3 separate regions of the Homo sapiens genome follow, and regions 2 and 3 are each linked to region 1. A link is a loop called in an ENCODE intact Hi-C map of the cell type or tissue named here. Cell type or tissue: MCF 10A. All regions are shown on one strand. Each heading gives the region's core, and the rest is flanking DNA. Links, peaks and the distances in the headings are about the cores only. Region 1 overlaps MEPE (matrix extracellular phosphoglycoprotein). Region 2 holds the start of SCPPPQ1 (secretory calcium-binding phosphoprotein proline-glutamine rich 1). Region 3 has its middle 31 kb from the start of MIR5705.

What was found. A loop is a pair of places that touch in the nucleus more often than their neighbours do. Peaks named below come from ENCODE experiments on the same cell type or tissue, not always from the same donor. Only the 100,000 strongest peaks of a DNase experiment are listed, where the experiment ranks them.
Region 2: a loop joins it to region 1, with 7 times the contacts of the local background. A loop is called at or near these places in 11 of 110 quality-filtered maps.
Region 3: it touches region 1 in a loop (22-fold over the local background); 17 of 110 quality-filtered maps call a loop at or near these places.

What each region holds. Positions count from the first base shown.
Region 1 is chr4:87,843,898-87,854,234 of GRCh38, reverse strand. MEPE (matrix extracellular phosphoglycoprotein) reads right to left here. Exons shown (of 4, transcript NM_020203.6): 4 at 7,443-9,258. The coding sequence ends at 7,789. Among named protein-coding and RNA genes, the nearest start is that of MEPE, 16 kb to the right of the region's middle. In MCF 10A, for the core only: CTCF peaks have their summits at 999 (motif pointing left) and 5,067 (motif pointing right); DNase peaks (open chromatin) are centred at 1,014 and 5,064.
Region 2 is chr4:87,461,763-87,472,099 of GRCh38, reverse strand. SCPPPQ1 (secretory calcium-binding phosphoprotein proline-glutamine rich 1) reads left to right here and starts at 1,050. Exons shown (of 10, transcript NM_001405228.1): 1 at 1,050-1,083; 2 at 1,443-1,472; 3 at 2,438-2,508; 4 at 4,089-4,121; 5 at 4,214-4,291; 6 at 7,897-7,923; 7 at 8,657-8,686; 8 at 8,808-8,836; 9 at 10,096-10,133. The coding sequence starts at 2,452. The coding sequence ends at 8,822. In MCF 10A, for the core only: a CTCF peak has its summit at 6,120 (motif pointing right); no DNase peak of the experiment used is centred there.
Region 3 is chr4:87,264,420-87,274,756 of GRCh38, reverse strand. No RefSeq gene overlaps it. Among named protein-coding and RNA genes, the nearest start is that of MIR5705, 31 kb to the left of the region's middle. In MCF 10A, for the core only: a CTCF peak has its summit at 4,422; a DNase peak (open chromatin) is centred at 4,416.

The sequences.
Region 1 (10,337 bases), core at 823-8,822:
GAGCTGGTCTAATATTGTTTTTTATGGAGTAAGCACATGAGCAAACAAAAACCAGAAGGAAGTTAGTACTTATATAATTAGAAATTAAATAAGGAGAAAGGGAAACTAATATGAATTTAGCCTGTATTTTGGACCAAGTGCTGACATAGGCATTTTGTAGATGTTAAGGAGTCTAACACAATCCTAGACTATATTAACAGGATTGAGTGGCCAGAATAAAGGGTAGACTATTACATGGTCTGCTGAGATGTTCAAACAATATGTGGAATATTGTGCCCAACCAACTGGAGGTAAGTGTGGTGAAAGAGCACATGAAAGGTCATTGAAAAATGTTTAGTTTGATGAGGAGAAGTGTAGAAAACAGGAAACATGTAATGTGGAAAATGAATGCATCTTTCTGCCTAGCACCAAAAGTGTAAGGTAAGGTAATGAACTCCCTGTTAGTGTAAGTATGTAAACAGTGGCAAAATGACCAGCTATTAGGGGTGAAACACAGTGAACCTGCCTTAGGTGAGCACTGGACCAGATGATCTCTAAGGTTTCTTCCAAGAATCTCTGCACCTGTATAGAGCCAGTTAGAAAAAGAATGGCAACGTGTTAATGTCAGGGGGTTTAGCCTCACAAAACTAAGCACAGCTGATCTTGGCTTTAAGGAGATTCAGACATTAGTAAGAAAGAAAAGAGACTTTTTAAGACAAATTCCACTTTATTATCTAAGGAAACAGGAAATTCAGAGTTTTATAGGAGAGATGTATGCAAACAAAAACTAGATTAAGTTTCCAGAGGGGGCTGTTATTATTCAAACAAAAGAGCCCTTGTTTTTATTTATGGAGTTTAAAAGTAATAGGATACGGGCATTATGAAAGAGAGGCACCTGATTGTATGTTTTTTTTTTTTTTTTTTTAAACTTCCTTTAGGGAGACATTTCCAAATTTAATTGTGAATGAAAGTTAAAAACTCTCTTTGCTTTGTTTCAAAATGCTTTTCAAAAAGTGAGCGAGGTTGCCATCTAGTGACTATTTTCTGGTTTTCCATTTTAAAAGCTCTTTAATACGGGTTCTTATGGCAGTGTTGCTGAAACCTGGCTGTGTATTAGTGTCACCTGGAAGTTTCCTAAAATGCAGAATACTAGGACCCACCAAAGAATCGGAATCTTTGAGAATGAGCTCCAGGGTTGTGCTTTCTGATAAAGATCTTCAGATGACTCCACTGGACCTAGCCTGTCACCAGTGTTTGGAATTAACTGCCCTGGGGCATATTGTGTGCAGGTGGAAGTGTCACAGAGGCAAATTTATGTAAAGTGCAATATTCACTTACTTGCTCTAAGAACCTACTTGCTCAGGTATATGAAACTTGATGTTGCATCTTTGTATCTCATATTTAAAATAGACTTGGTAATGCTAAAAATTTACCCTACTGTTGTACACAAAGATACATGACCAGTGATGTTTATTGTAACACTGTTTGAATAGTGATTAGCTAAAAATCATTTAAATGCCTATCAATAGGGATGTGGCTAAAAAAATGACAGTAAATCAAAGCAGCAAATTTTATGCAGCCATTTAAAAAGAATGGTTAAGCATCATATACAATTTTTATTTGTCAATCATACCTCAGTAAAGCTGAAAAAACACAAGAGTTTATAATAGAGACAAACTGGGAAAATGCTAAATATTCTTCAATAGTAGACTGAACAAACTGTGGTAAATGTATATAATAAAATTTAAAAATGATTTAAAAATATTTGGTAATGTGATAAAAGAGCAAATTAAGATAGCAGAAAAGAACACTAAAAGAATATAATGTTTTCTTAGAATATATGTCAGTATATAGTTAGAAAAAGAACTGGGAGGAAAAATGTGATGAAAGTGTAATTTTTTTTTATATTTTCTTTTTTTGTAATTTTATATAATGGGTTTTTCATTTCTCTCATAATCAGAAAACTAAAAACATTATTTTGAGAGAGAAAGATATGTGAATTGATTCAAAGCTTACTGTCACATGCTTTTAGTAAGTGTTAGATGAACAGGCCAGAGTAAGCTGAAATGAGGAAGCCAAAAGACCAGGTTGGAGACTCGTTTCTCTTGGCTACCGGTAGGCTCAGATGCTGGGGGGCTTTCACACTTGTACGTCCCTTCTTTATTCATCTGGCCCTGATGAATAACATGATGGTGCAACTGAGGGGCTCTTCCCTGGAAGGGCCTTTCATCAACCCGGATCTCTGTGGAAGACAGAGCACCAACACTGAACCAAGACAGAGGCAGATTTTGTAGAACACTAGAAATTTATGGATCACTGCTTTAAAATTCTACTAACTAAAGATTCTATTAATAGGGAATGCTCTTCTAGAACTCACACTTTTTTTTTTTTTTATTATACTTTAAGTTTTAGGGTACATGTGCACATTGTGCAGGTTAGTTACATATGTATACATGTGCCATGCTGGTGCGCTGCACCCACTAACTCGTCATCTAGCATTAGGTATATCTCCCAATGCTATCCCTCTCCCCTCCCCCCACCCCACCACAGTCCCCAGAGTGTGATGTTCCCCTTCCTGTGTCCATGTGATCTCATTGTAGAACTCACACTTTTGCGCAACATAAGGCAGCAAGCTTAGTCTCGAATCAGCATACTGTGACTTTTGCGCCCTTGTACTTTCAACTTTTGCTCCTTCTGTTCCTACTTTGTTTCCTTGTCACACTTTCTGTTCTGTCTTTTACAGAGACACATAAACTTTGAATGGTTGTGATCATATCCTGTTAGGATGACCGGTTTGTACGTGACCGATGGCACACTACGGCTCTACAATCACCAGATTATTTTCCACAGAGTAGTGAGTTGGGGAAGTCACGTATATGCACTGTGAATAGTTTCTGTTTTGCAAGAGCCTGTGTAAAGGTCCATTTTTAAATGCTGTCCTGTACATTCACTTGATTAATTAATTAATATTTATTTATTTATTTGAGACAAAGTCTCACTCTGTCACCCAGGCTGGAGTGCAGTGGCACGATCTTGGCTCACTGCAGCCTCCACCTCCCAGGTTCAAGCAATTCTTGTGCCTCAGCCTCCTAAGTAGCTGGCATTATAGGCCTGTGCCACTAGGCCTGACTAATTTTTGTATTTTTCATAGGGATGGGGTTTCACTGTGTTGCCTAGGCTTGTCTCGAACTTCTGACCTCAGGTGATCTGCCCCACCTTGGCCTCCTAAAGTGCTGGGATTACAGGCTTGTGCCACCAGTCCCAGCCTTGTACGTTCACTTTAAATGATATTTTTATTATTTGTTGATATAAGATAATCCACAAAGACAAGCTATTTTTCATCATAAACTGAAACATTCCTGCAATGGTAGGTTAATACAGGGGAAGTTCTGGACTAGCTATAGATTTGTGGGAGACCCAGGTGACTGATTTGAAGGTCACTGGGAAAGACATCCATATTAGTGATTTCAAACTTTGACTTGCATTAAAATCATTTGAGGGACCTGTTAAAAAAGGAAATCCCTGGACCCCGTTCATGGCCTTATATCACAAATATTACTCCATTCACTTATTAATGCAATGTGTCTAAGATCTGCCCCAGCTGGCCTGCTCAGAATTACCTCTTTGCTAAATAGACAACTTTCTTTCTTCACATAGTATTATGTTGGTGCAAAAGTGATGACTGTTTTTGCCATTAAAAGTAATGGCAATTACTTTTGAGCCAACCTAATACTTCTATCTTCCTGATGCTGTTTTAAGTAAAAATTATTTAAGATTGTTTGACTTCTATTATTAATCTGTTAACCTAACAATTATAAAAATCTACTTAAAATTCAAATCTAGCAAGAGTCACTTCTAAACAGGGAGTGTCTGTGTTACACTAAACCATATGCCTACAAATTGATAAAGTATTATTCGTTTAATGAAACAGATCCTCTTGTTCTTATTCTCGAAAGTCTAAACCATAGCTTCAGGTAGATTTTCTTGCAGCTTTTGCGTGAGTCCACTCATTGTTTTTGACATTATTCTCATTTGGATTTCTGGATTTGGATTGTATCGGTGTTTTGTTCTCTTTTCTTTCCAGACTTCCTCATTAAATTTTTTCTAACCATTTATCTGCCCCTTTCTCTTTCAGCCCCCAATTCCTATCTTCCTGACATGCATTCAGACTCATCTATTTCTTCTCCTTTTCCTTTGGGCCGTCTAATACCATATTTTAATGCCTGTGACTGTAAGTATCATTCTCTTGAATAGCAGAGTTTACCTTCTCATACAGAAGTTGTTTTTGAAAGGGACTTCTGTAAAAGCATCATAATGTCTTTGAAACTTACGCTGTCTTGAGCTCCTGCTTAGTTAAAGGCAGGCCCTAAAGACAGAGTGAGGAGATAACACAATGTTTATTCTAGACCGCAGAGAAAGTCTGTTGAGCAACTTCCTCCTGGCTGGTCTTCTTCCTTCCAACTCCCCTGAACCCTACCTTGCTTACCACTCCTTCCCCATCCACTGGTTGGGGAGAGCTATCTTAAGCTCTAAACTACACATGGGATCACTTAAGGTCGCCACTGTGAAGCTCTTATGTACTAGTGAGGCTTATTGTCTGCAGCCTCTCTACATGTGTAATACGTTGGGTAAAATAGATTTTACTATCTCCTGGCTCTTCCCTTCAGCTAGAGTTCATCTTCTCAGAACTCCTGTCTCACTTTACTTATATTTCTATTATTTAACACATTCTGCCTTGTATCTTTCGTATGACTTTCTCCCTACTTACTTATAGTTTTGATAAAGACCAAGAGCATCTCTTCTTTTGATCTCCAAAGAATTTTGTAAAAGATGGTCGTTCAATAAATACTTTTCAACTGAGCTAAATGTTATTTCAGACAAGGTCAGATATGTTACCCTGACTGGTAGACGCGCCAAGAACAGATTAATTAGTATTGTAAAATCAAGGTAAATATTTACAAGCAGAGAAGTCCAGGAAGGTGAGGTTTGAGGGAGTACCAGGGCTGCACGTAAATAACAGAACCGGAGCCTGCTCGCAGACTGGTACAGTGACCTTTTCTTTTTGAGCACAAGGTGGCAGGCTAGGTCAATTTCCATCGTCTCTTATAAGGCAGCTACGTGAGGCTGAAGTTTTTTGCCCAATTTCAGAAACAGATATCTATTTTTTTTTTAACTGAGATTAGCGCAGCCTGATGGCTAAAACATGGTTTTGGATAAGGCATGGGCCTCACTCTTGACTACTGACTGTCCTTGTGGATCTCTGGTCCTTTGTGTTTGGACTAATTCCTCCACGTCTGCATCAAATAGCAATGCATTGTGGATGCCAACACACTTCTAGTTTCTGTTAACTGGATGAAAAAAATATGAACATTGTCAGTGTTTTGAAGAAATATCCATGAACACTGAAGCTTAGAGAGAGGAAACAAAATCGGACCAGAGAATTGAAATACGCAGTTTCTCCACTAGATAGCAGACTACGACAGGTGACTTTTGGAAGGGTCCATCTGTATTTACCCAAAGAAAGCATCCGTTTTTCTCCATCAGTTCATATTTTTCTTTTACCACGACAAGTGTTTTTATGTGATCAGACCATTCGCATGTAAAGCTCTGATATAAACCTGAAATATAAGTAGCAGTTTGATTTCAATTTATTAATCTGCAATTTAAATTCTGATAGAGTTTTTTTTTTACTTCATTAATTGCCTCCAGTTTTTTTTCCCCCAAATTGTCTTTTATTTTTTAAAAAGCAAATTACTAGGAATAGTTTATTCTGGAATTCTGATGGTAACATTGGGTGATATGTTCAGTCTTTCCCTTGATTCTGACCTGTTATTTCCAGAAGATAGGGAACAAATGAGGGAAAAAAAGATTCCTTGTTTTTAGATTCTACTTTGTATTCTTTCAAGTTTCTCTCTCTCTCTCTGTGTGTGTGCACTCATGAACACACATATACTCACACATATTCATATTATGTGGATGAATATACACACGATCTATGTACACGTGTGTATACATATATGTCTATATATACACACAGTCATATATGTATGTGTATATTATGTACATTTATCTTTGCAATATATGGCAGTTTAGTGATTGTTTAAGAGTAAAGACTCTGGAACCAGACTCCTTGGGTATAAATCCTAGCTAACTAGCAAATACTTACAGATCTGTGTCTGTTTCTTCATCTGTAAAATGGGGGTAATAATGGTACCCGTATTATAGAGTAGCTGTATAGATAAAAGGACTTCACAGAGCATGGCTCATGGTAACTAAGCAAATCATGTTAGCCATTACTATTTGTGTATGTTGAGAGTCTGATTTATTCAATAGCTTATATTGCCACTTTCATTTAGTAAATGAAGCACCCTCTATCTACCCAATGTGGGAGTTTAGATTTTTTGAAGGTGCCATAACATATTGACATTGACTTGACTTTGCTACATACATTATTCAACTTAATAATCTAGGTGCTGTCCGGAATGTCTCAGTCATGATTTCTGTTGTTTGGGAACTTACGTGTTAAAGAGAAAATGTGTGCACTTTTCTTTCTCTATTCTCTACCTCTTTCTTTTCTTCTCTTGACCTTCCTCATTTGGAGGAATGTCAAGAATGGAGAGGTATATCAATTACAAATTCAATTCACCTACCAATAACAGCAGCAACAAAAATTCCAAATAGTCGCTTAAAAAGAGCATTCTTTTTCTCATAGGACAAAGATTCTGGAGGCAGGAAGCTGATGATGGAGCTGGTTCAGTGGCTCCTCTAGGATTATTTTGTCCTTTCCTTCATAGCCACAACATGACTGCTCCTCCAGGCATCAGGTTCATGTCAAGCCAAGAAAAGGGCAAGAAAGGAGAAAGGGTGGTATACCGGCTATATAAATTCTTCTTATCAGGAGGGGCAAAAACTTTCCAGAGCTCTTCCCCCTTCCCTAACCGAGACTTAGGGCTAGTTTCCAGAACAGTGTCACAAAGCCAAAAAACCTCTACACTGAAAGACAAGAGAAAGAAATATTCTGGAAATGACTTGGGATCAGCCAGTGAATGATATTTCTCAAATTAAGTTTTTGTCTTGGCTTTGCATTTGTGTTTCTCCTCAAATTCTCCCTCTTGCCCTCCCTCTACCCTACAGTCCTCTTTGTCTGGAAGGAGGTAGAACCAAGAAAAATGATAACATGGAGATTTGTTTCAGGAGCTAATATTTGTCGTAGAATATGTGCAACATGTGCAACAGAGGAAAGAGTGGAAGAAGGTAGGAAGTAGGATCTCTATCAGCACAGAGGGAAGTCAGAGGGGAAAGGAAAGGCTGGCTCAAGCAGAGAGGGTGGAGGAGCACAGCTGAGATTTCCCCAGTGGATCAATTTCATAGGCACTCCCTGTGCTGGAGGCAGAACTAAGCTTCTTGCCTCTGAAATGAAGCACCACAGACAACAGAGTTTCTTATAGATTACTTAATACAAATTATCATCGAGAGATATTGTTTATTTTCATGTCTACAGAGCAAACAACATAGAAGGCATTTGTGACATTCACCAACTATTTTTAAATGACACCTACTCAAATGTTACCTATTTCATAGATCTGTAATGATTTTTTTTTGCTTAAAAACATTATAGCCTTTAATAGAATTTTATACTGTGACTATTAAGATAGCAAAAATTCCCCCAAGGAGACCAGGATTCTTGGCTCACTCAGTTCTTCACTCTATCCTCTCTTCACCTGGTCAGCTGTCAGGTGGCTCTCCTCTACATCAACTCACAGGTGACGAGGTCTTCAGACTGTCACCCCGCTGGGAACTCCTGGTGGACTAGTCACCATCGCTCTCACTTGAACTGCCACTGTCAGATGACTCACTACTGTCATCCCTTCTACGGGAACTAAACCTCCTGTTGGAATGGGGTTGTCTACCCCAGGAGCCTTTCCCTTGTGGCATACCCTTATTCCGTGTAGAATTATTTTGTCTGTGGGGTACATAATGATATTTTCTGCCATGTGTTATTATATTCTCATGACTGGGGCCATTAAAGGAATCCATTTCGTTTTTGATTTCATTATCAAGACCACGAGAAGGAATGGGCAGGCCCTGACTTTTGCCCTTACTAGGAAACCTTTGTTTTTCATTTAAGGTTGCTTGGTTCCTATTAGAATGATCTACACCCTTTCTGGTACTGCCTTTGCCATTTTTAGGAATTTCATTATAGTTGGTACTTTCAGCTGCATCACTACTGCCTTCTTTTCTTTTCTCTTTTGAGGGTGCAGGAGGGTAATGAAACTCAACCTTCCCTTGGTGAGCATTTTGGCTGCCAGCATCCACTCTGTTTCCTTCTCTTCCAGGGAGCTCCTTAAAATTGGTACTACCCATGATATCGTTGCTGCCCTCTACAAGGCTGACATCAACAGCATCTGCCTCTTTCGCAGTTTCATCCCTAGTTCCAATGGTATTTCCACCATTTTCTTCTCTCTCTGGGATCTCATTATAACCTGGCTTTTTTGTGTCAAGATGAGTACTCTCAGCTTCACTTGGGCCTGCAAACCCTGTTTGAATATCTTTGCCTTCTAGGTCAGGACCAGTAGCTTCTCCTTTACCAGGAATGTCCTTAAAAGGTTGGCCGTCCCCACTGAAAGGAGATATATCATTGTCCCCTCTCTCTTGAAGATCTGTATAACCGCTGCCTTCAAAATCACTGGGGATTTTTTTGACTTTTGAGAGATGTTTTAGGTAGTCAATGTTGTGTTGAATACGATGGGTGCTTTTGCTTTTTACTGGACTTTTCTGGGCTTGGGAATCTCTTTGAGGCTTCTTTTTATCCTTCGAGTGTGCTTTAGCATAATTCATACTTGCTGGGATTATGTTTAGAACATTCCTAGGTGTGTTCTCTTTGTTTTCTTCCCCCAGGAGTTTAATCGCAGTCACTGGCCCCATTATATGTTGCATGTTATTTCTGATGAGAGCTGCGCCATATTCTTCTTGGTCATGTAGTTTGCTGATAGCATCATCTCCATCCTCAAACCCTTTATTCCCAGTTGACTTAGGATAAATTGACATCCTCAGGCCATTGTGAGTATTCTCTTTGTTACTGATACTATATTCTTTATTCAGTCTCTGTCTATTTGTGAAATAATTTTGAGATTTACTACTTCCCTTATTCTCACTGGCTTCAGAAAGGGACAAATCTTTCTTTCTTTCCTGGACAATATTTTCTTTAGATGATAGCTCTTGATTTATTCTCTTGCCCAAATGGTGAAAACCAATATTGTCTTTGTTTTTTTCTTCCTGCTAAAATACAATTTTCAATATGAAGTGATTATTTTATGTAAAATTTTTAAAATATAATAATTCTTAGGCAATATAAAAACCATCCACCAGATATTTAATAAAAAGGATCTATTAACTCAATAGAGGTTTACTGGTAGAGGTCATTCTAGAATGGTCAAATCAGGTTTCATGGAGAAAGAAGAATGAACTAGGCTTGAAAAATGGGTACTATTCAAATATGCAGAAGGGAAATTGTGAGAATATTTTAAGAATAAGCGGCATATTCAATTGTTTGGAAACAGGACACAATTGAGACATAATATGAATAAACCTACATAGTGGGAATAGTGAGTCATTGCAAGTAAAATGGATTTCATATATTAAAATTAGTTCTCTCTCTCTCTCTCTCTCTTTCTCTTTTCTCCCTTCATTCTGATCATCAGAGGTATTCATCTGCCTAAAGGAGTATTTTCTTTTTCTTTCCTTTCTTTCTTGCTTCTTTTTAAACAGAAAATCTGCAAATAGAAGAATCTTCTGACATTTAAAAGTCCCTGGGAGAATAATGGGATGAAAAAGAGAAAGCAGAGGAGGAGAGTAAAGTATTTATATCTATATTTGAATTCATTCTTTTATTTTGGTGGGGGAAGGGGCAGGATCTGTAAATATGCTGCTTCATATCCTGGGTTTTATCACTCTTGGGTGCAGCCAACTTTCAGTAAGCTTGGCAGAACAATGTGGTCAGGAAGAAAGAGCTGAGATTGACTATACCGTATGCCACTCGCTATTTCTCTGTAGCATAGACTAAATATAGAAGTGTCTGAGCATCTGGTCTGGAGGTTTCCAGAGAGTGTTGCCATAGAGGAAGTGAAGTGGCTCTAAAAGGAGCAGTGTAGATGGAGTACATACTAGGGACAAATGTGAGTCATACTCAAACAGGGAGAAGTCTAAATTGCCCATGGGAGCTAAGAGAGGCTGAGTCACTATGGCCCTAGTCAAGACTATACTAAGTGAATCCTAAGCTATGGTAGCCGACAACTTCATTTTAGAATGAAGCAGGGCAAGAAGCATTCAAGTGGTTAGGCAACATTATCCCATGCATG
Region 2 (10,337 bases), core at 1,331-9,330, 380 kb after region 1:
ATTCTTTTTTTTTTTTTTTTTGAGATGGAGTCTTGCTCTGTCACCCAGGCTGGAGTGCAGTGGCACAATCTCAGCTCACTGCAACCTCTGCCTCCTGGGTTCAAGAGATTCTCCTGCCTCAACCTCCTCAGTAGCTGGGATTACAGGCGTGCGCCACCACGCCCAGCTAATTTTTGTATTTTTAGTAGAGACGAGGTTTCACCATGTTGGTCAGGCTGGTCTCGAACTCCTGACCTCGTGATCCGCCCACCTCGGCCTCCCAAAGTGCTGGGATTACAGGCGTGAGCCACCACACCTGGCCAATTACCTTAACTAGAACCATATCATACTATGTCCTTTCTAAAAAATTAAGTTCAATTTGATTAATCAAAATCGAATTAAGTATTATTTGTAACTTTTTCCAACTACAGAAATAATTTTAGGAACTATTCCAAATTTCAGAACGTTTTTATATGAAGCTGAAAAGGTCTTAGCTAATTACAAACTAGGTTGCTGGGAACAGTGAAGTTGTATTCAGAGGTATTAATTAGGCCTAAATTATCTTTTACCCTCAGACAACTTTCAAAAATATTTTAGAATAGTGAAAAGTGATTTTAACACCAAGGTAAGGAAACCACCTCAATATCTACTAAAAAATTTTGTTTGAAAATAATATTCATTTTGAAATGAAAAATATTTAATAAGAGAAAATCTCAAACCTTAAATTTCTGTATCATTTAAGGCTCTTACATGTACAGCTAGCTCATCTATTATAGAGGCACGTTAATATTCTTGGTGGTCACAATTTTTAATTGTGGGTTGTTTGTGATAAAGACATACTCTAATCCCAACCTAAGAGATTATTTTCTCAGTTATTTTCTCAGTAATCAGTCTGTAAGTCTACCTCTGTGTAATTGAGATATTTTGGAAGTTGGAGCTCCTGGTGTGAAAGCAATTATTCAGTTTAGCTTTGAATTTTGTGACTCATATTGCCCATAACCATAAAGGCATTAGTAACATGGCTTAAATACTAGATGGGCATAGAGATTCTAGGTGATCACACTGCTCCTTGAATTTGTTGCTCCAAGGGCCACTGAAGCAAAGGTAATTGAAGAGATATATAGTATAATTTGGACTGATTCTAATGCACTAGATAAAAGAATGTAACATATTCTTGTATTGGGTAATTTAATGATTTCTAACAGGTCCACTTCTAATAAGAAGAAAGAAATTAGTGTTTGAATCCAGAAAGAAGAAAAATACAAAGAAAAAACATGAAAAAGGAAAAGGGAAATAAGTTGCCTAAATTCAGGCAAAGTAGCACTAAGATTGAAATCAGAGTTGGGTTTTAGATATATATAACAGATGAAGTGTGATTTATAGATATAACTTGCCTCAAATGCTGGAGATAAGTCTTAATAATAACATGATAAAGTTGTTTTTCTTTCAAAATCCAATTCCAGAATACAGTGATTTGGTTTGAAACTCACAAGGTAAGTTAATTTGAATTAAGTGCGATTTTTAAAACATAAAAATGTCTCCTTTCAGAACCAATGGACCAATAAAAGGCCAGTTGATTTCCTTTATTGAATCTGAATTTACTCATATTGTGCTGATTTTCTACCAACCCATTACATCTTACAAAATTTTTCCCATACAATTTCCTTCCCGAGAACTATAACTGGCAATAACAGCAACCAGACTATATGAAGGCCTGGTAAGTCTCACAGAGGTACAAGCTTCAGGTGGATTTATTTGTGTATTACATAAAAACTTTCCTCTCATTTTAGCCAGTAGTGATCAATTACTAATAATAAGCATGATGTAACACTGGTGTTTAAAGATTTGTGAGTAGAATTGAGCACAGTGGCTCACACCTGTAATCCCAGCACTTTGGAAGGCTGTGGTGGGAAGGTTGATTGAGGCCAGAAGTTCAAGACCATCCTTGCAACAGGGGGGCAACATAGCAAGACCCCATCTCTAAGAAAATTTTTTTAAAATTAGCCAAGTGTGGTGGTGCACACCTGTAGTCCTAGCTCCTTGGGAGACTGAGGCAGAAGGATCACTTGAGCCCAGCAGTTCGAGGGTACAGGAGGCTATGATTGTGCCACTGCACTCCAGCCTGAGTGACAGAGCAAGACCCTGTCTCAAAAAAAAAAAAAAAAAAAAAAAAGATTTGTGTGTAGAGATCACAAACGCAACTTCAGGGACCAAACATGTACAGTGTATAGGCCGAACTGTAACTTTATAAGAAAGTAGAAAGTAATGGGCTATGTTGGGAGCTAAACAGTGCATGTCTTGTCTAAGGAATTCAAAGCTTTTAAAAACACTCTTGTAGGCTTACAAAACCTATGTTTGGAGGCAGGATTTATCTTGACCACTATTTCAACACCTCTAAATAGGAATAGGACTTACATAGAAAAAAACTCGAAATGATCTCCTACCCCTTCAATTCCAGGCTCGACCTTTAGAATGAAATTTCTCATCTTGGCTGGCCTTTTGAGCACTGCCACTGCTCTGCCCATCCCCGTGAGTACACCCTCCTCAGCTGCTGACTCAATTTCAGATTTAGAGTCATCGCATTTCTCGGCTAGAAAGCAGGTCTTATCTTTTCATTTCACAAAAGAGGAAAGCGGAACCCAGGAAAGTCATAGAACTAGGAGTTCACCACTCTTTGTCAGTCCAAGACTCTGCCCAGTACAAATCTCAGCTCCATATGCCATGTGCTAGCTGTGTGACTTTGAACTAACCCATGGTTTCCTTGTCTATAAAATGAGTCCTAGGAACACCTCAGAGTTGCACGGAGATGATTTTTTTAATGCATCTAAGGCAGAGAAGGGTCCTATTTGAAAGATAGGATGTTCTCAATAAACTCAGTGATATAGAACAAATATTCTGCAGTGACCCAGGTCTAAATTAAGCAGTTTGAATTGAGTTTCATTTGTAATGCCCTTGCCCCAAACCATCTCATGTTTTCTTAAAAGGCTGTTACATGGAAATGCTCTGACACCAAAGGACTATCTACCTCATTGTAGATTTGATTTTAAAGAAGGAAATATTTAAGATAACTTACATTGATTACTAAATTATGAATATAAAAACAACTTATGCCTGAATTATATTTGAGTGATCATACAGACACACCTTTAAAGTCCAATTTTTGAAAACCAGATTTGGATAAAAAGCTACATTCATCTATAGTGCCCTTGATAACAAACCTAATTTGTTTCTTTAGACCACAATCCTTTTTGCCAAAGCTGGCAAGTATCGTGGTCTAAAATTCCAAACAATTTGTATTGCCTGTTTCTTTAGGCTGATGGGAATGCTGCAGTATACATATTTCATTAATTCTAATATGTACTTTTTGATATTTCAGCAGCTCTGAAATTGAGCTGTGTCTTAAAAACACAATTTGATAAAGTGTCACGGCAGCTTAACAGCAGCGCTTTTCTTTTTTGGTAATTTATGAAATAATGGTGCTTTTGACAATGATAGCATCTAAGAATATATGAAATACTGTAATCCCAGAACATCATTAACTTCACCTATATAGACATTTTGTCATCAACTGACTATATACAAATGAGATCCACTGAGTCTAATCTGGGTTTACTAGTCTGAATATGAGGGCACCAAGTAGGCAAGAAACTCTCTCCCCTGCACACTTTGTATCAAAGGAGCTTTTGAAGAAGTGAGGGAGCTTTCAAAATTTGTGTTTGGGGTGCAGAACTTAAGTGTACATTTCCACACTCCCTTCACTTTGAGTTTATAACTACTGAGAACTAAATCAAGAACACCATTCAAAGATTTACAAAAGGAAATATTCATGTAATATGGAATTAATCTTAAGAAATGTAAATAAAAGCATTCTTTGGATATAAATTTAAAAGCAAAAAGCCTTGGTCTTCCAAATCATTGCACAAAATTAATTAAACTTTTCCCTATTAGATATCCAACTGCTTTTTATTTCAGAAGTGAAGTTACATTACTGATGGGTATAATGCTCCATAGTGGCTTATTACTTATTCTCCTTTAGAACAAAACCTCTCTTTAGTGGATAATGTATTTCCATATGCTGCTTTACCTTGTTGCTGTTATTGTTTTGCAAGCTCGAACAATATGCTGAAAGTTCCAGTGAACAGGTGAACTTCTAATTGTATTTTTAAATAATGCATTCATCATTTTAAAAGTCTGCCATTGTCTGAAATGACTGACATCATGTTTCTTTTTACAGAGATTTATCTTTTACCCACCACAAGTACCACCATTTTTCCCTCAGGTCCTCTTTCCCCTACCTCCGCAACCGCCCCTGGTAAGCATGGGTTTGGGGAATCTGAAATAGCTAAAAGGATTTATTTGTTGGATGGTGGTTATGAAACTTTCCAAATTTTGATACTGAAATATGAGGCTTTAGGCAGTCCCCAGGAATCAGCTATTCAAACTTCTCTCCCATATAGCTTATAGTGGAACGTGACAAGGGGCTAGCAAATTTCCCTCCAAATCTTCAGTGCCCTCTCGCAGTGTTTCTCTGCACTTACTATTAAAAAGGTGTTTGTGCTGAATTACTTTGACCGTTACGAGCTTACTCTTTATGAAGAGAATACTTCTTTCTATAATATCCATTCTTTTGCTTTTTCAAATTCACCTTGTTGCTTTCTTTCTCTAAGAAGATTTTTTTTCCCCAGCTTTCTATAACTTTTTCCCAAGTTCAAGCAAAATAGTTATTTTGCTTTTCTGTTTGGACTCTCTCCAGGCTCTCCTAATATCTGGATTCTTAAAACATTTTTTCAATAAAGTTTGGAACAATGCTAAATACACAATAGAGTTGCCTTTATTCTATATATAACACTTTTGTAAGTCGACTACATTATAGAGTCAACGGTGAGTGCTTGAGGTACAAACAGTATAAGTTCAGATCTGATGAGGAAGAGAGACTCATAAAGGGAAACTACAATGTAATTTGATAAGTATTTCGAGACACAAATACAAAGCTATGGATCAAAGACTTCAGAGAAGACAGTATCTGAACCAGGTCTTGAAGGAAGACAAATGGATGAAACATTTCAGGCAGAGGAACAGCAAGTGCATGGGTGCAGACTTGAAAAGCACAAGGCAATTTGCGGGTAGAAAATTATTTTAGTCTAAAATAATGATGCTGCAACACAGATTGGGGCCTTGTTAAATTTGGATAAGTATTTAAGCAATGATTTTTTTCTTTAAAAATCACATACATTTTAAAACTTCACATACCCCTTATTTACAGACAAGGACCTCACTATGTCACCCAGGCTAGTCTCAAACTCCTGGGCTCAAGTGATCCTCCCACCTCCCACAGGCTCCCCAGTAGCTGGATTATAGGTGCACACCACCATGCCCAGCTCACAAACATTTTAAAACTACATCTTGCTTAATATTGTCTGATCTCCTAAATATTTTTAAATATACAAACATGATTTTGTGTAACTGTTTTTATATCTAAATTTAATAAACACCTTCCCTTTGCTTGCATTTAATTTCAAACTGTGTTTCTCTCAACTTTTAAAAATTTGTCACTAAACTTAGTCCTCAATAGAACATTTCTTCTCCTTTAATGTTTTTACTTGTTCTGATTGAATCCCAGCTGTTAAATTCTAAATATTATTCTTGCACTTATAATTAATTGCTAATTATTTTGGTTCTAGTCAGGACTAGGTGCATTGTTTCCCTATTGTTTGCTAAAATTTGTTTTTTTTGTTTTCGTTTTTGTTTTTTGAGACAGAGTCTCTCTCTGTTGCCCAGGCTGGAGTACAGTGGTGCAATCTCAGCTCACTGCAACCTCCGCCTCCCAGGTTCAAGCAATTCTCCTGCCTCAGCCTCCCGTGTAGCCACCATGCCTGGCTAATTTTTGTGTTTTTAGTAGAGATGGGTTTCACCATGTTAGTTGGGCTGGGCGAACTCACTCCTGACCTCAAGTGATCTGCCTGCCTCGGCCTCCCAAAGTGCTAGGATTACAGGCATGAGCGACCGTGCCCTGGCAAGATTTATTTTAAACTGATGCAAAATCTTGGAGTCTTGGTTTATAATTAGAACTTAGGAATCGCTGTTAACATTTAAATTTAAATTTATTTAAATCTATATGACAATTAAAAGAATCACTCTTCTGTGAAATGGAAACTCTTCCTACCACCAGATGGCAGACTAGTATCTTCAAAGCAAGCAAAGAAAGTAACACTTACTGTAGGGAAAGTGGTAGATTTGTAAAAACTATCAACACATTAAGACAGATTCCTGGGCTTTAAGTTAGATAAATTAAGAAGAACAACCATACCTCTTGAAAGAAAATATTATATTGAACCCACTAGATTCTAATCTCCACCAAATAGAAGGTGAGCTCTCTAAGTGTCATTTACTGCTATCCCTAAACCCTAGATATAGAATAATTGCTCAGTAAATATTGTAGGGATGGATGGATAGATGGGTGGAAGGATGAGTGAATGTATGAATAAATGAGAAAAAGCAAGAGAGAGTGTTCACAGTTTCATTCACAATTTACTTTTTTTTTTTTTTTTTTTTTTTTTTTTTGTAGATTTCTATTCCTTTTCCTTTTCCTTACAATCCAAATCAGGTGGTTATACTTAAAGCTTCCTTAGGAAATACTTAAACTAATACAAAACAAAAACTTGAAAATTCTTTAGATTTAATTGGGGAGAATTTGATACCAATAATTACTGGCTAACATTCTCTTTGGGGGACCACTAGTTATTGATATTTTGTTTGATTTGAGTAATTGAATGTTCAAATTTCACATATCCTTGAAAACTGAATTACCTAAGACCTGAAACTTTCCTTATTTGTGTAGAATAAACCCAGGGACCAACCAGTAGAAAAAGCACTTAATTTGAAGTTAAATGATCTGGAGATGTAAGCTCCATGTCTGCCCTTTAATACTTTGGAATTATCTTTAACTCCTGTGACCCTTATCCTCTTCTAGAATATAAAACAGTGACAACAGATGATTTACAAAGTCCATTTCACCTCTAAAATTTTATGCTTACATTTGTCATTAGTGGGGGTAAAATGCATTCTTATTGAAATGTAATATATCCTAGAAGCATTTGAAATAGATTTAAGGTTACAGTCATGGTATAAAGGAATTGCTTAAATTTTACTTTTGAAAAGATTTTACTGAATTAGTGATAAATACATAAGATGAGGCGGATTCAGTATCATACAAAAAAGTTATGTATATTTCAGCATATTAACTCCAAGTAATAATATTCCTATTATGATTTTCTGTTGTTGTTTTTTGAGACTGAGTCTCGCTCTGTCACCCAAGCTGGAAGTGGTGCAATCACAGCTCACTGCAACCTCCACCTCCCAGGTACAAGTGATTCTCCAGCCTCAGCCTCCTGAGTAGCTGGGACTACAGGGACGCACTACCACGCTGGGCTAATTTTTGTATTTTCTGTAGAGATGGGGTTTCACCATGTTGCCCAGGCTGGTCTCGAACTCCTGGACTCAAGTGATCCTCCTCCCTTGGCCTCCAAAAGTGCTGTATTACAGGCGTGAGCCACCATGCCCAGCACTCCTATTACGATTATAGGAAGTAATATTATTAAAGTTTTCTTTCAGAAAGAGGTGATCCCAAAATAGTCTTTTTCAAACCCAATAATCATAGGTTTAATAATCTTTCCAAGAAGTCACTGCTATGTCTGGAGCCCACAACAGAAAATACAGACTACATGTTTCCAGAGATAGGTTTGGGGTTGGGGGGGGGTACTTAAAATATTAGTGAATTTTAATAATTGAACTTTAGAAATGATGAGAATTCTAAAAAGCATGCTCTCGTTTACCAAGCTAATATAAAATATATAAGATACAAAAGTAGATGAAATGCTGAATTACAACTCCTTACTTTGACTGTTTCCTTTATTCTAGGTCCTCACACCTAATGATCTTATCGCGGTAAATATATTCTGCCCTGTTATTCTATAAAGTCCATATAAATACTACATTCAACATCTCTCAATGGTCCTAATTAAGGTAGGGAGCAGAGAAAGGCACCCTAACAGAACAAACGCTACCTGAGGGCATTGTTCGTGCCTAAGATCTGTCACAGTTGGGACAGTGTTTAGCTTAAATATTACTGCATACACTCTAAGACAGACAGCTCAACAAGTAAAGAGATTCACCTTTTAGACGGAGTTGGTCAATTTCTTGAGCAAGCTGCCAGAATCTTAAAACAGGACCATGTGGATGCTACAAAACAATTTTCCAGTAAAACTGCTTGTATAAGCAAGTTCTCAAAACAAAGTATTCATAGTTGTCCTAAAATTTTAGTTCAAGTATCATTCACACAGGGAATCTGAATCATTTATGAAAGATGGGACTTGTATGGAAGTGTACACAGAGGGTTTCTTAACCATTCAAATCAATTTTCTAACTTTCAAATATGGTAAATATCATTACAAAGCTGTAGAAAGAAAATATTTCTGTGAATTAAAGGTATTTAAATCCAGATATTGTCATTTTAAAATCTTGTATCATATAAATAATATACTAAGCAATAAAATGGAATTTTTCAATAAAATAGATTTTTGTATACAAAGTATACTAACTTGCATATGTAATAAGTTAAATGTAGGTTTAAAAATTAACCTATTGACAGCACTGATCATCAATTTTTCTTCCTTCACAGTTACTCATTGCTATTTTGAACCAACTAGGGGTAAGGCTCTATTTTTATGCTATAATAAACTACACATTTACTTAATAGACTAAAGATAACATCTTACTAAATTTTTTTTTGTTGTTTTTTTTTTTAACTTTTGGAACTTCTCTGGGGTAAGATTTTATTTCCATGACTAAATTGATAAAGGTAAGTTATATTCAATGCCACGAAAGGTAAGAGAAACTCTTTGTAACTATAAAAATATGAGAGTCAACCTCAACTGATCTACCAAACTAGAACTCATAAGTTATAAACTCATTTCCTCCAAAATCTTTACATCAAAATTTTTGCCAGTCTAAAAAGGTATTTTTTAATAATGTCCTTGATATTTCACAAAATTTAAATTTACAGGCATATATGCAATATGAAATTTCAAACAACAAAGTTTGCTTCAGGCTTTTTTTTTTTTTTTTTTGAGGAGTCTTGCTCTGTCACCCAGGCTGGAGTGCAGTGGCGTGATCTCGGCTCACTGCAACCTCTGCCCCCCCAGGCTCAAGCGATTCTCCTGCCTCAGCCTTCCTAGTAGCTGGTATTACAAGCATGTGCCACCACACCTGGCTAATTTTTACATTTTTAGTAGAGACGGGGTTTCACCACATTAGCCAGGCTGGTCTCAAACTCCTGACCTCAAGAGATCCACCCGCTTCAGCCTCCCTAAGTGCTGGGATTACAGGCGTGAGCCACTGTGCCCAGGCTTTCAGGCTTATTTTTGTCTTATAGGCAATTCATAGTAAATAATGAGAAAAGCCTACTGTAAAACTGCCACACCTAGAAATGGACTGATCTCAAGGCAAGGTAACACATCTTAACAAAAAGCATTAACTTGCTGGATACAAAGGCTACAAACTTTGACTTCTACTTTGACTTTCACTGAAGTTTGCTTTCATGTAAAATACATACCAAAAAAAAGAAAGAAAGAAAGAAAGAAAGAAAGAAAAACGTGGAGACCAAAAAGGTATATATCCCTTTTGTTGTTCTAATATTTTTAAGAAACAGGATCTTGCTATGTTGTCCTGGCTGGACTACAGAGGCTATTCACGGGCCCAATCATAGTGTATGTACTACAGCCTTGGAGAAAGAAACTGGATTTCCACCCAACTGCTTCTCTCCTAACAAGTTACATTGCCCTGAAGTGCTTATTTAGTACCTTTTACCATTTCAAATACTTAGACTATCTGAGGCCAAGTGGGAGAGATTAAGCTCTATGCTGTAAACAGTTAAGGATTCAATTTATCAGCATTTAACAGTTCCACATTATTTTCCACCTCCAACATACATGATTATACCAATATTAACACATCAGCAATAAAATAACCATAAAATGGGAGGCATGGGTGAAGAAGGAATTGTGGTGAAAATATCTTCATATAAATTATAACTATAATCTGTATTATCTATTTTGACAGAAATAATTCTCCCACTACTATGCCAGAAGTTACGTATGGTTAGTAAAATCTCCAAATTCTTTCATGCATTTATATCCTTTTCAATATTTTTATCATGAGTTTAATTGCCTCTGATTGTGTCCACAACGGTAAATTAATAATATGATGAAAATAGGTGTAAACAAGACCAATTAATTACAAATGCTTTCTTCAAAGGATGTATTTTAAAGTCAGTTTATTAAAACTCCAGAAATATTTTAGAA
Region 3 (10,337 bases), core at 772-8,771, 580 kb after region 1:
CTTAATAACATTTTCTTTTTCCTAGCTTACTTCATTGTAAGAATACAGTATATAACAAATATAATATACAAAATATGTGTTAATTGTTCATGTTATTAGTAAGGCTTCAGTCAACAGTAGGCTATTAGTAGTTAAGTTTGGGGAGAGTCAAAAGCTATATTTAGATTTTAAACTGTGCAGGAGGCTAGTACCCTTAACCCTCTTGTTCAAGGGTCCACTGTACACAACCTGGAATTTGCACACATTTCCACACCAGCCTTAACTTAGTCACATGGTCACACCTAGCTGTGACAAGACCTGGGAATGTAGTATCTAGCTAGGAATCCATGTATACATTTGCAATTCAGGGGAGACTTGATATTAGCAATCTGCCATGCATGGGCATCACAGAAAGATCATGTGTCTAATTGTCAGGCCACATGTAGTAGCAGGAAACCAAAGATGGATAGTTATTAAAAAGAATGTGTAGAAAAACCAATTTGGAAAATGTGTAGGTCATTTAGAGAATAAGGCGAAAAATAGCCTGTAGAAATGGGTAAGCACAGCTTGGTAGTGGGATGAGCCCTGATTTTGAATTCCAAAATACTCAGATTCTAAATTTGGCTCTGCCCCTACTAGTGTGTGAGCTTGAGCAATTAACTTCTCTCAACTTCAGTTTCCTCATCTATAAAACAAAATTGACTGTAATACTTATTTTCAGAATGATTTTGGCAAATAATAAGATGAAGCATGTGATGTCTAAAACATATGTCAAGTTTAACATTTCCAAAACCAAACTCTCAATATTATTTCCCAAACCTGTTTTTCTCATAGTCTTCTTTATCACAGTAGTTGGCAACTCCATCTTTCTGACTTCTCCGACTAAAATCCTTGGAGTAATCATTGACTGTCACTCTTCATCTTCATATCTAAACCATCAGCAAATCCCCTCCACCATTCTTGCAAACTATGACCAGAATTCAATCACTTCCCACCATTGGTCCTGCTACTTGCCTGATCCAAATCATTTTGCTCTGCCTGGAAGGTTGCAATAGCCTAAGTGTTCTCCTGCTTCTTCTTGAGCTTCCTGCAGTATTCCCCACATGGCAGTGTCATCTTTTTAAGTATAAAACTTACCGGCCGGGCACAGTGGCTCATGCCTGTAATACCGGCACATTGAAATACTGACAGATTGAGAGGCTGAGGCAGGTGGATCACTTGAGCCCAGGACTTTGAGACCAGCCTGGGCAACAAACAGAGTGAGACGCCTCATCTCTACAAAAAATAAACAAAATTAGCCAGGTGTGGTGGTGCGCACCTGAGGTCCTACCTACTCTGGAGGCTGAGGTGGGAGGATCGCTTGAGCCTGGGAGGTAGAGGCTGCAGTGAGCCGAGATTGTACCACCGAAGTTAAGCCTAGGTGACAGAGCAAGATCCTGTCTCAAAAAAACAAACAAATGAAAAGACTTATAATGCTTAGGGCCCTTCTCTTTTGTCTCCCTTAGAGTAAAGCCCTTCACAATCTGATCCGTTGTTAACTCTCTGACCTCATCTCTTATTAGTCTCACATTTGTTCAATTCCAGCAGAGCCTAGAGATCACAGGTTTTAGAGAAGCAGCTGTGAAATAAGGCTGGGATGCATGTATCATTATAATTCTCTAGCCAAGTGAGACCGAATCCACAGCAGGAAAAGAAGGAAAAAGAAGTCTGAAGCATTTCAGTGTCCGAAAGGATTCTTTTGAAAGGACATAAAGGTGTATAGGGAGTAGCTGGGATTACAGGTGCGCCACCACGCCCAGCTAATTTTTGTATTTTTAGTAGAGACGGGGTTTCACCATGTTGGCCAGGCTGGTCTCGAACTCCTGACCTCAAGTGTTCCACCCACCTCGGCCTCCTAAAGTGCTGGGATTACAGGCATGAGCCACCGCGCCCAGCCTGTTTACTTATTTTGTGGTTCTCTCCTTTCCATGAGAATGTAAGCTCCAAGAGAACAAGCACCCTCCTATTTACCACTGTATCCACAGCACCTGATACAGTGCCTGACTGCCATTTGACACATATTTCTTGAGTAAATGCAGCAAGATAGTTGTGTGGTGTAAGCCACTATAACGTGAATGATAAAATGCTATTCTATTAGTAACACTAATAACTTAAATAGCACTAATCACTGCAACAGGTAACTCCCTAGATCCTGGTGGTTACAGAATAACATTTTATCATTCACATGAAGTCTGAAACCTTCAACATGGCCATTCAGGGAATTATGCTACTTCCCTATGTCCTCTGGATTCAGGTAGCAGAAGGGAAAAAGGAATGGAGGATCACACATGGAGGCTTTTGTGCTAAGCTTAGAAGTATATAACTTCCTCTTGCACTCTTGGGAACTCGGGCACTTCTGATTTTTGTGTACCTAGGAAGACAAGTGTTCTATTCACTATTGTGCCAACTAATCACCCCAAAATTTAGTGGCTTAAAACAATCATAATTTGTCTGTCACGGTTTCTGTGGGCCAGGAATTTGGAGAGGGCTCAACTGAGCTTTTCTGGCTCATGGTTTCTCATGGATTTGCACAATGACAGAAGCTGCATGGGTCTGGAGCCTGTGGGGACTAGAGCATCTGAGTGCTGCTGGATGGCTCTCCTCACGTAGACTTAGGGGCTTCCCTCCCAGGGGCTAGTTTGACCTTCCTCACAATATAGCACCTCAGGGCAGTCACACTGCTTACGGAGTGACTTAGGAGTCCCACAAATGTTTCATCAAAGATAAAAGTTGTGTCACCTTTTTTTACCTACCCTGGGAAGTCATGTAGCATCATTTCTGCTGTATTCTACTGGCTGAAACTGTCCCCAAAGCCTGCTCACTTTCAAGGGAAGGAGATAGAGCCTCCATCTCTTGATAGATGGAAGCTAAAGCTATATTATAAGAAGAATATGCAGGATGGGTAATGTTCTGGTCTTCTCTGGAAAATACAATCTTCCACAAGGAGGAAAGAAATTAGTGATCAACTAGCTAGTTGCCACACAGAAAGTGCAATAAGTATTTGATGATGCATTTTTTGACCTCATAGAAATGTGGCAAGATTAACAATATGTTTGCAAATTAGTAAAGGTCTCCTTGCTTTAATTCAATTCTACAATATTAAATTGAGTTCTATAGCATCCCAGCCTTCCACTACCATAATACAGAGGAATACCAAAACCAAAACAAACTAAAAAACTAACTACCTTGTAGGAAATTACATTCTATAGAACACTTACCAGCTTACTCCTGAATTTAGCAGATTTGCTATAAGTTTGATGATATGAAAATTTATATCAAGAGGTATTTTACAGAGCTATTAAGAATTGTGGGAAATTTTGTCCATCAGTTCAAAGAAAAATAAGCAAACGGGGAAAAATGAGGCAATTATTACCTTTAAGAGAAACAGAAACTGTACAATAAACTAGAATTATGATGCATTATCTGCCTCAGTTATAAGCAAAACTTACATAATCATGACAATGAAAACAGTGAATATGGATTTAACCCAAATTGAAATAGAATTATACTGGAGGGGAGAAAAACAGGCAGAGGCTGTGGAAGGAAGCTAAAATCCTTACCTGTCATACTGGACGTGGTAGCAGGCAAGCGAACGCCCCCTCTCAGACCTCCAACTGCAGGGAGCAAAATAGACCAGCGAGCCCAGTTGCTGCACTCTGAAATTCAGTGCATTCATGCTGCCCGTGGGCTGCTTTCAGCCAATTACTGACAGTGAAACAGATGCTAAGTAAGGCCCATTCCCGGGGGTTGGGGATCCCTCCTATGGGTGACTGTGGTTCGAGGACTTTCTAATGGCCTTGCTGTCCTTTCCTTAGATGGTACTGTAGTCTAAGGTGATTCCCCATACCTTTTCTCCTGTCCCCTCTCTCCTGCACTGGGTAAGACCCACATGGCAGTCTGGGAACTCTCACAGTCTTCTCCCAGTTTCCTCTCCATGATCTCTACAGGCGTTTCTCCTGATACATTTTCCACCTTTGTGTCTGCCTTTTGGAGAATCTGGACTAACACAGAAGTCAACTGATAATATCTAAAATTGATGAATCAAAAGATGGCTGTATATGTGCTTTTTTCCTTGAAATATGCATGTAAATATCCAAAGACATGGCTAAGAGAGGTGAAATGGTGGAGGGCACATATATTTTAAAGTCTTTAGCACTACTTGACTTTTTAATATATATGCACATATTAATTATTTTTAAATAAATTGTTTAAAAAGTGAAAGACCACTGCCTTAGACATTGGCCGCTTTGGTTTATCGAGGGAAATCAAGTTTTATCTAAACTTTATCATCTGTATTCTAGCAGACAATCGGTCTACACAATGACTCCTTTCTTTTTCTTTTTGAGGATCAGTGGCAACAGCCTGATTCATTAAACTCCTTGCAGACAGCTCCTCCCAGAGGGAGCAAAATGATCTGCCATCTAAGCACCCACTCAGATGAAAGCATTACTGACAATGCCTTTGAGTTGTTGTTTCTATGTTTAATATACATAGAAGAAAAATTTTTAGAGATGCTGTTTTTTCCCTCCTCTTGTTTTCACTTCAGATAGACAAGCCCCTAGTATTACTTTGTCTTGGGAGATTTTTGCAAATGCTGCCATCACAAGTGGTTTAAATTCTCAAAAATTTCACAAGAACTTTCAAACAAAATCTAGGAGGGTACCTTTTCATACTTATAACAAATGTCTTATATGCTAGGACAGCTTACTGAGACATTACATTTTAATATCTTAAAATGAAAATAATACTAATCACCTAGTTCATGATAGTTGAAGAGTATTTTCTATGCTATGCTCATATCTTTATGAAAAAGCAACCTAATCCTAAATCCTTTGAATTTTTCATTTAAAATGTAGTGGGCAATTCTTGTAAATTGATATATTAAAACATAAACTTACCACCATTCCTCTCATAACTCCTCTAAAATATTAATGAAGCAAACTTTAAAAGGTATAAAGTCATAGGATTGAAAAAAAGGCTATAGCAGAGTGATTGCAGAAGAGCCAGAGAGAAAGAGAGAGAGAGAGAGAAGCTGATAGCTTACTTGATACATAGGTATAACTTAAGGAGAGGTTTACCCTGCTATCAAGACTTATGAATGGGCTGGGTGCCATGGCTCATGCCTGTAATCCCAGCACTTTGGGAGGCCAAGGTGGGAGGATCAAGGCCAGGAGTTTGAGATCAGCCTGGGCAACATAAAGAGACCTCATCTCTACAAAAATTAAAAATAATTTAAAAATATTAGCCAGGTGTGATAGAATGTACCTGTAGTCCCAGCTACGTGGGATGGTGAGGCAGGAGGATTGCTTGAACCCAGGAGTTAAAGGCTGCAGTGAGCTATGATCATACCACTGCACTCCAGCCTTGGCAACAGAGAGAGAAAGAAAAGAAAAAAAGAGTTATGAATGAATAAAGAATCAGCAGATCAAAAAGAATAAGCTTTTAAAAAGACCATTAACTCGGGAAAAAAATGTACAGAAAAGAAAATATAGGATGATATATGTCTCACTTGTAAATAATGCTTATATAGTCATAAAATGTAAACTGTGAGTGTTTATTAAGTAAAAAAATCCTGTAGCTATATTGGGAGGATAGAGGGTAGAAGATGGCAAGTTTGGAGTGGAGCCTTTGGAAGTGCAAGATGGTTAAGTTACAGGAAGCAATGTGGAATACATAAAATTCAAAAAAATAAGAAATAGTATGAACATGTTATTAGACATTCGGAAATAAATACCTGAAGACCCAGTTGAAGCAAGTAAATGTTTATTCTGAGAAGAATGATGGTGGGGATGAATGTGGCAGGGGATACTGGTTTTCATTAAAAAGCCTTGTTAAACATTTATGATTTTTTCATCTGAGTTTATGTATTTCTCTGATAAAAGTTTAAACTATAAAAAGATAGATGCTTAGAAATTGATACTACTTAGTGCACTTGTCAAATATAAAATATAAAGGTATAAAAAGAATTGCTCACCACATCTGTTTTATTCAACAAAGACAAAGGAAGAGGAGGGGCAGGAGGGGGGGGAGAAGGGGACTGTTCTCGTTAGTGCGGGCACCCTTCTCAATCTGAATCTGAAGGAGGAAGAAAGAAATAAGTCACCCATGAAAATAAGTACTAGTCCATGACCCTGGAACAAAAAGAAATCAGGAAGGGTCTAAAGCGATTTAGGCGGTGAGTCTACAGTCAATCATTAAATAGGCCGAAAGTTCTGATCTGCCCCCTGTTCACCATTTCTCACTTTTTTGAAAGTCATGTTTGGAAGGCAACTCTTGAGTCCTGTGGCAGTAGGATCCTAGTCATATTATTTTTCCTTCCTAGGAAGTAATATAAAATTCAGTGTCAAAGGAAGTAAAAGGAAACAATGTTAAATATTTGTCAAGTATTGAAAACAGAGAGTGTGTGTGTGTGTGCAAGTACTAAACAGAATGTCTTTGATGTAGTCATTTTTATTATATTATTATATAAACCTTGGGCAAATGTGAAGTCCCATCTGGGATAGATTTAATACCAGACCAGGAAAATAGCTCAATAAATTCCCTAAGCATTTGGAAGAAAAAAGTATTCCTTAAATCCCTTCATTTAAATCTTCACAAAATTAGTAAAACACAATGATTCTCCAAGACAGAGAAATAATGGGATAAACAAAAGAACAGAACCTCCTTTGCTGCCCTCAAAGATTGATGATACAATAAAGATGAAAAAAATTTATTACCTTATATTCCATTCTTGGCTGTGCACTCCATTAATGGTTTGTTCTCTTTTCACTTACTAAAATCGTGCTTAATAATGTGTATCAAATGGAAATTTTCTTTCAAAGGACATGCAATGTCCTCTACTGGAACGTATGAGACCTTCAGGGCTTCCAACTGCCTTTGTAGCAAAGAAGGAAAAATAGCAACAATGATTAAATAGACTTTCTCCTTCTTCTCCTTCCTCCTCTTCTTCCTTTTCCTCTTCCTTCTCCTTTTCCCTTTCTTCCTCTTCCTTCTTTTCTTTTCTTTTCTCCTTTTTTTTTTTTTTGAGAGACAGGGTCTTGCCGTGTTGTCCAGGCTGGTCTTGAACTCCTGGTCTCAAGCAATCCTCCAGCCCCAGCCTCCCAAAGTGCTAAGATTACAGGCATGAGCCACTGCGCCTGGCCTCCTCTTTCTTTTCAATCTCCTTAAAGGATAAGTAGATAAACAGGAATAAGAAGGAGAAGGGAGATGGAGAGGAAAGAAGCCTGGGAGTATGTCAGCTTTGGTTTACACTGCAATAAAGAAAAAGCAGTTAATTACTAGAGCTGAGATTCTTCATCAAATTAGTCTTAAAGAAAGGAGATGCAAATAGAAAGCATTACCAATTCAGCATTATTTGGGTCAAGGATAAAGTATTCCTCTGTCTCAGGAGACTATAAAAATTATTCTAGTTTGTGCTATTTGAAGCTATTTGGCAAAATCAACTAAAAATGAAAGAGTACAAAAGTAAAGATGAAATATTACTTCTGCCCCAAATATGCACTTAGTAGTTCCTGCCATAGCAGGACCTTTCATAATCTGTTTTTCTAGTGTAACAAAGTGGGATAATTGAGTTAGCCAGAATTCCCTTCAGGGAGAGTGCTGTATTTGACAGAGGAAATGCCTTGCCAAACGTGTATGTGTTAGAAGCTGAGAAATCGATAGGGTGTGAATGTAGGTAGACAAGACGGTGGATTTTCTGGTAGTTTCAGAAGAGGGAGAGACAGGGAGAGAGGAATAAGAGGGAATGGGATGGTGCAAGTAGGAAAATGAAAGCCTTAACAACGTGACGCCTCTCCGAGACTGCCAGTACCTTTCTTGATGAAGATCTATGGGAAAAAATTACAAAAGGTTTGGACTCAGTGAGTAGAAAATGATGAACATACAGATCTCATACAGGATATCACGAGGTTGATCAGAGATCATCTGAAAGGAAGGAGAATGGTGAAGGCAGAGAGAAGCATGAGGAATCAGGACATTGGACAAAGCCTTCACATGATTTTAGAGGTAGGTTTGTTTGTTTTTGAGACAGAGTCTCACTCTGTTCCCAGGCTGGAGTACAATGGCTCAATCTCAGCTCACTGCAACCTCCACCTCCCAGGTTCAAGTAATTCTCCTGCCTCAGCCTCCTTAGTAGCTGGGATTACAGGCACGCACCACCATGCCCAGCTAATTTTTGTATTTTTAGTAGTTTCACCATGTTGGCCAGGCTAGTCTCCAACTCATGACCTCAGGTGATCCACCCACCTTGGCCTCCCAAAGTGCTGGGATTACAGGCATGGGCCACTGCACCTGGCCGGTTTCAGGGTTTTGAGCCAAGTTTAGCCAATTATTTGAGGGACCTGGTGTACAAATGACACATAGGTAACAAGTATTTTGTTTTGTGATTTTGTTTCTAAACTTATCTAGGTTGCTTTGAACTAAGATGGAAAAGTTTAGTAAGTAAATTCGATCTTATTGGATCTCAGATGTAACTATCATTCTAGAACCAGGTAGGCCCCTCGCTCTATTAATTTAATGCTATGTAATCACTGTTGCTATTTTTCCTCCTCTGCTACAAAAGCAGTCTGACTCCTGGTGAAGGAAGGGGAATAGACTAGCACAGCATGATCTGTGAGGGCCTATGGAATTCAACATCAATGTCACAGGGAAATTAGGGAAACTATTGAGACAGCGATTATAGATCTGGGAATGGAGAGGTGGGGTTAAGGGAGACACAGTTTAAGAGAGAGCATTTCCTAAAGAGAGCCAATCGTACTCAGTGTTAGATGGTGAAGATGCTTCCCAGAATGCAAAAATTCAAGAAACTCCTGATGATTCAGCAGGCTGGACATCGATCTTCAGCCCAGCCCTTATCCTGCTTTACCTATCTAAAAATGGTTCTGTAATGACTAAATGGCCTCTGTGGGGCTGTTGATCATGCAGGTATTGGGAACCCTTGTGTAGGCTGCATATCCCCAGTAACTAGAGACACATTTGAAAAAAGCGAGGATGAGAGAAGAGGATTTGGGGTTGTGAGTAGAACACATCACTGACATAGAGAAAGGATGGCAATTAATATAAATTGTGCAGGGTCTGGCGTTAGGAATTGGCATGGCCTCAAAGGCACCAATGTATTTGTCTTGGTAGCAAAATGCTTACCAGAGCTCAAAAGTAAATTGCCACAACTCATATGCCGACGTTTTGGCTGTGCCCAAATGGGAATTTGAAAAGACCTCCACATTTGTGTTAATATTCAAAGGACTTTTGCCATCAGAAAAGCAACAAGGTAGCAAGGAACACAATTTGGAAAATAAGGCCAGCTGGAGGATGTTGCTCTCACAGCAATTTAAGAAAAAAGATTACTGTTAAAAGTCAAGTTCGAGGGCCTCCCACTGCCCATCACTCTTCCCCTATGGTGAAAAGCTGTATCATTTTAGACTTCAAAGCAAATGCAGGAATCAATTTCTCCCCCAAGTACACCCTGGACCCTAATGACTAATTCTCCATCTATGAATTAATGTCTTTCTGACCAATAAATGTCTGAAATTCTATGTGGTGTTTTGGTACACAAGGCATTTGCATAAGAAATCCCTCATCTTCCCAAATTTCATTCTTAACTCTATATATATTTGGCAAACTGTGGTCTCTACTTCTAGTCTCTGCTCTGGCCCTTGGTCCTGGAACCAGGACATTGCTTACTTTGCACAGCTCTCTGGCAGAAGCAGCTCCTATTGCCTTAGGTGGGGACTCCATACCCTTGCTCCTAGACCCAAGATGCACTGAGAGAACATCCAGATGTTTATCCAAATATGTATGGCCTTAGAGGCCCAAGTAGCAACATTAAATAAACATAAGCAATATGCAAGGCATAACAGATCTTTCTCCAAAGTTCCAACACCTGAAAAGATAAAAATCTAAGAAGTATACCTCAAACAAGAATACAGGGTACTAAATATTCTAGAATAGTCCCAATATGTGCCTGGCAAGTATAATTATTTGAATTCTAGCCTCTTCTAATTTTTTTCTATTTTTGAAATCGTTTCAGGATCATTTCCAAAGGGTCCCTGCTATGTGCTGGTCAGATAGAAGGGGGAAATTGGAAGCTGCCTTCATAAGCAAATGATAAAATTGCTATACTTCAACCAGCTAAAAAGCAGTGCTCTGAAAATTTCCTGACTTGCCTGACAGTTTTAAGTTTTATTATGTAGAGGAAGTGACCAGGGAAATTGCTACTGTGTGGTAAATTCTGACCAATGGGGAGGAATTTGTTGGTGAAGTGAAAATGACAAGCATCTTGGGAGAAAGCTACATGTCAGAATCAGATATGTTCAGTATGAAGA